2 separate regions of the Homo sapiens genome follow, and region 1 is linked to region 2. A link is an interaction called in ENCODE POLR2A ChIA-PET data of the cell type or tissue named here. Cell type or tissue: Panc1. All regions are shown on one strand.

Region 1 (2,500 bases), 250 kb after region 2:
AAATCTAATTAAATGACAGGAATCTCTTCACGATATTGCAGTGTTTGATTTTTACAGTTGATGGGTACTACCTTCCTACTTTATATGGCTTCTTCAACTGGTCATTAACAATAATAATAACGTGTGTACGCACACACACACGTACACACACACGAGTAGACAGACTTGAGGGTCTCCTTTGGGCAGAGAATCCTGCCACCATTATCAGCTTTTCTTAGTTGGGGAAGGTTGGACTGTTTGGCTTTTGCTGAGTTGGCACTATCTTTTTTTTTTTTTTTTTTTTTTTTTTTGAGATGGAATCTCACTCTGTTGCCCAGGTTGGAGTGCAATGGCGCAATCTCAGCTCACTGCAACCTCCGTCTCCCGGGTTCAAGTGATTCTCCTGCCTCAGCCTCCTGAGTAGCTGGGACTACAGGCGCGCGCCACCACGCCCAGCTAATTTTTGTATTTTTTAGTAAAGACGGAGTTTCACCCATATTGGCCAGGCTGGTCTCGAACTCCTGACCTTGTGATCTACCTGCCTCAGCCTCCCAAAGTGCTGGGATTACAGGCATGAGCCACCGCACCCGGCCAGCACTATCTTTAAACCTACAAATCCCTTGCCTCTTCCAAGGTGAGAATGAGCTGGATGGTGGGAGAACAGCAGGGCAGTGGTCACTCCATCAGATCCATTCCCTGTATTGAAAGCATGTAGACCCAAACAGCAGTCAGCACCCAACATCAGAAGAACTGCTAGACTGGAGTATGAGCTAAATTTGGGTGCCAGCTCACCCCAGCCTTGCAGGTATGATACAGTTTCCCATCCAAGCCAGGAGCAATTTCGGAGTCATTCCTTGCCCCTGCCCCACAGTGCCTAACCCCTCTGATAACCCTCCAGCCAGGGCATACTGGGTTCTCCTGATGGAACACAGGGAAAAGCATCAAGGCCCTCATCAGATTCGACCTGAGGAAGCTTATTTTAAAAAAAGAAGGTGGCCCTCATCAGAGCTCAGCTTTCAGTGTTGCATCATGGCTGTGGAGGAGCCCCTGCTTCTGCCTTCACCCCTTTACAGCTCTCACAGCACATTCTCAACCTTGGGGGAGGAAGGCTTCCAAGTTATTAGAATTAGAGTATGTTTATGTGTCAGGAGGGTAAGCACATGGTGGAAAGGACAGATGGCCCCTTATGTCACATTCCCTCATTAAGGAAGATTTGCCTAGGGAGGAGGCAAGGGCTTTAAAAAGCCTCAGGACTCTAGTGGGACCTAGGGTGGAAGGAAGCATCTTCGAGTCAAGTCATCAGTGCAGCTGGCAGGTGTGTGGAATCAAGGGGGGTAGGGTGGATGGGACGGGATGTTTGCGTTCTCTCTAAAGGTTTGTGTTAGGGAGCAGAGACCTGGTTTTGTTGAGTTGTTTCTCAGTCTGTCAGTCTCTGCCCCACAACCTTTCTGGTTGTTCCCCATCCCCTTAAAAGGAAGGGTCTGGACCCAAAGGGCTCCATGTACATTAGTGGAAAACTAATTGGGAACTCTTGCTTCTCCCATTTCCCTCTAAAACCCAACCTATCCGTCTCAGTGTGAGGATGAAGCTGAGGGAGAGACAAGGGATGAAATTTGGGAGACTCACAAGCTTCTATTCTTACCTATTCCTCTCCAGAGAGGCAAATTATCCCTTCTTCCCGAGGAACCATGCCCCACACACTCTCCCCTCTCTCTGCACTGCTCCCCTCCACTGAAGCTGCTGCCATGGTTGCCAGGCATGGTTGCTAAGTCTCTGCATGGAAGGGTTGGCGTGGGCTGTGCTGCCACTAACATTACCATGGTGAATCAGGGGACACCTGGTATAAGCTTAGGAGGAGGGATCATGTGGATATAAGCAACAGCCCCCCAGGACAGAGGCAGCCCAAAAGGTGAGCATCTGGAGCACCACTTAAGGTGGGGACTGAGTGAACTAGGCATTGTGGTGGTGGTGAGGGGGAGTTCTACATTGAAAAAAATAAAGGCCACTTTTATCATTTCAGTTGCTAGGGGATTAGTTTTGCCAAGCAAACACATCATTTCTCCTCCATCCCCCTCTGGAAGGGTGAGAGTGCATAAGCACTTACTCTGTCCTCCATAAAGCTGGGCAGGCTGTGTGGGCACAGAACAATATAACCCCCAAATCCTGGCTTCTGGATTGGAGGTGAAAGCCTGCTGCTGTGGGAGGGCTCCCTGGCTGCCCAAGGACAAACATGTAGAATGGAACTGGTAGGGCAGCTTGGGTGGCCAAGGCAGACGCCTGTGTCCTGCTGTACCAGCAGTCCTAGGCTGCAGCACTGAGCTGACAAGGAGATACGGGTGTAGGGGTCACCCTTTTTGAGCTTAGGGAAGGCAGCTCTCCCTCAGAGTCGCACAAAAGCTTGGTAAAAGCCACCGCCTCCTCTCTCCACCGCATGGGAGCTGGTTACTCATCTCATCTCTGCACCCGAACAGCCACTGCCGCTAAAAATAGCCCCCCAGCCGTGGGCCAGCCCCTCCTGCAC
Region 2 (2,500 bases):
CCACTGACCTTGTAAATGGGTGATACGGAACAGCCTGTAACTACAAAATCGACTTCTTATCCAGTTCCCTCAGCTGCTCCATTTATATGTACGGAACCCAAGGGACAGAGCTGGGTTCACACACTGTGGAAAAGAAAAAGAAGAAATAATTTTTGTTCAAAACAAAGAAACAAATTTTAAATTCACGCTGTTCTTTCTCTTTACTCTGCACGAAATGACTGATAATAAACCAAAGTTGTTTCAGAGGAAAAAAAAATTATCCTGGAACAGAGATCACCTGACAAGCTACACAGCCTGTTTCGCTGATGCTCACTTGCTCAGTTGCATTGGGGGTTTCATGGCCTTTGGTCAAGGCCAGGAGGGCCTAACCCCAAGCACACTAGTTTCTTTTAGTGTTGTTCGTTTGTTTGTTTTTGAGACAGGGTTTCACTCTCTCACCCAGGCTGGAGTGCAGTGGCACCACTGTAGCTCACTGCAGCCTCAACGTCCCAGGCTCAGGTGATCCTCCCACCTGGGCCTCCCAAGTAGCTGGGACTACAGGCACGTGCCACCACACCCACTGGCCTCAGCCTCCCCAAATGCTGGGAATACAGATGTCAGCCACCACGCCCTAGCCTCAAGCACATTGCTATGGAAGCCTAAAAAGATAAATCTGGCTGGGCGTGGTGGCTCACGCCTGTAATCCCAGCACTTTGGGAGACTGAGGCCGGCGGATCACGTGATGTCAGGAGTTCCAGACCAGCCTGGCCAACATGGTGAAACCCTGTCTCTAATAAAAATATAAAAATTAGCCAGGCGTGGTGGCAGACGCCTGTAATCCCAGCTACTCCAGAGGCTGAGTCACAAGAATGGAGAATCGCTTGAACCTGGGAGGTGGAGGTTGCAGTGAGCTGAGATTGCGCCACTGCACTCCAGCATGGGTGATAGAATGAGACTCAGTCTCGAAAAACAAAAAGAAAAGACGAATCTACCAGGTAGAGTGGTTCATGACTGTAATTCCAGCACTTTGGAAGACCAAGTGGGTGGATCACATGAGTCCAGAGGTTTGAGACCAGCCTGAGCAACATAGCAAGACCTCTATCAGAGAAATATATATATATATATATATATATATTTTTTAAAGATAAGTTCAGCTGCTGGGGAAAGTGGTAGTTGGTTTCTTAGCAAGCAACAGAATCATTTTGACCTTTAAAGACAAGGACAAGATAAAATACAAAGGGAAAAGCACTGCAGAGTAAGGAAAGTAAAGATTAGAATAACAAAATACTGAATTAGACTATTCACTGTAAACTCTCAGAGCCATTATAATTACTAGGAATTCTGGCTTATAGTGTGATTAAATAGAGTAACCTTGGCAAGGTCCGTAGTTGTATTTTGGGTGAGTTTCTCCATCTGCATTTGGTGTGAGGATAAGACTTGCTCTAAAACAGCCTGAGGTCAGGTGCAGTGGCTCAAGCCTGTAATCCCAGCAATTTGGGAGGCTGAAGTGGTAGGATCACTTGAGCTCAGGAGTTTGAGACCACCCTGGGCAACACAGAGGGACCCCGTTTCTACTTAAAAAATAAAAAAAAAATATATGTGTTTTGCCTCTGCACCAAGTTCCTGACACAGAGCTCCTAAATCCTTGGAACTTCCTGGGTGATGGGAGCATCTTTTGTACTAATGAGGGTCTCTTGGTGTCTTGCTGGATAGCTTCAGGATAGGGTCTGGTCACCAGAAAGACAAAGTCATGACTAGAAGCTTGAAAATTTAGCCACATCCCCCATCCTCCAGGGAGGGGAGAAGGACTAGGGATTGAGTTAAAAACTGATCATGCCTACGTGATGAAGCCTCCATAAAAATCCCTAAACTACCGGGTTCCCAGAGTTCCAAACTGGTAAACAAGAACATATCCACTTGCAGGAGGGTTGTGCACCCCAGCTCCACTACACTCAAAGGACAGAAGCTGCTGCACTCAGGAGCCTTCCATACCTCACCCTATATATATCCTCATTTGACAATTCATTTCCCGTTTTTTTTTTTTTTTTTTTTTTTTGTTTAGATGGAGCCTCGCTCTGTTGCCCAGGCTGGAGTGCAGTGGCATGATCTCGGTTCAATGATGCAGCTTCCACTTCCCAAGTTCAAGTGATTCTCTGCCTCAGCCTCCTGAGTAGCTGGGATTACAGGCGTGCACCACGACACTCGGCTAATTTTTTCTTTTCTCTTCTTGAGATGGAGTTTCACTCTTGTTGCCCAGGCTAGAGTGCAATGGCATGATCTTGGCTCACCGCAACCTCCAGCTCCCGGGTTCAAGCGATTCTCCTGCCTCAGCCTCCCGAGTAGCTGGGATTACAGGCATGCGCCACCACGCCCGGCTAATTTGGTATTTTTAGTAGAGACGGGGTTTCTCCGTGTTGGTCAGGCTGGTCTCGAAATCCCGACCTCAGGTGATCCGCCTGCCTCGGCCTCCCAAACTGCTGGGATTACAGGCGTAAGTCACCGCACCCGGCTCCCCTTCCTG

What was found. Peaks named below come from ENCODE experiments on the same cell type or tissue, not always from the same donor. Only the 100,000 strongest peaks of a DNase experiment are listed, where the experiment ranks them.
Region 1: POLR2A ChIA-PET joins it to region 2 with 12 read pairs; 3 of 35 experiments call an interaction of 5 or more read pairs at or near these places.

What each region holds. Positions count from the first base shown.
Region 1 is chr12:48,999,807-49,002,306 of GRCh38, reverse strand. It overlaps PRKAG1 (protein kinase AMP-activated non-catalytic subunit gamma 1), which reads left to right. Exons shown (of 12, transcript NM_002733.5): 12 at 1-33. All of the region lies in intron 1 of DDN-AS1 (DDN and PRKAG1 antisense RNA 1), which reads right to left. Among named protein-coding and RNA genes, the nearest start is that of DDN, 1.7 kb to the right of the region's middle. RefSeq lists an enhancer at 2,267-2,500. In Panc1, no CTCF peak of the experiment used is centred here; no DNase peak of the experiment used is centred here; H3K4me3 peaks cover 391 bases.
Region 2 is chr12:49,254,020-49,256,519 of GRCh38, reverse strand. It overlaps a transcript of TUBA1C not described here. Among named protein-coding and RNA genes, the nearest start is that of TUBA1C, 9.8 kb to the left of the region's middle. RefSeq lists an enhancer at 1-60. In Panc1, no CTCF peak of the experiment used is centred here; no DNase peak of the experiment used is centred here.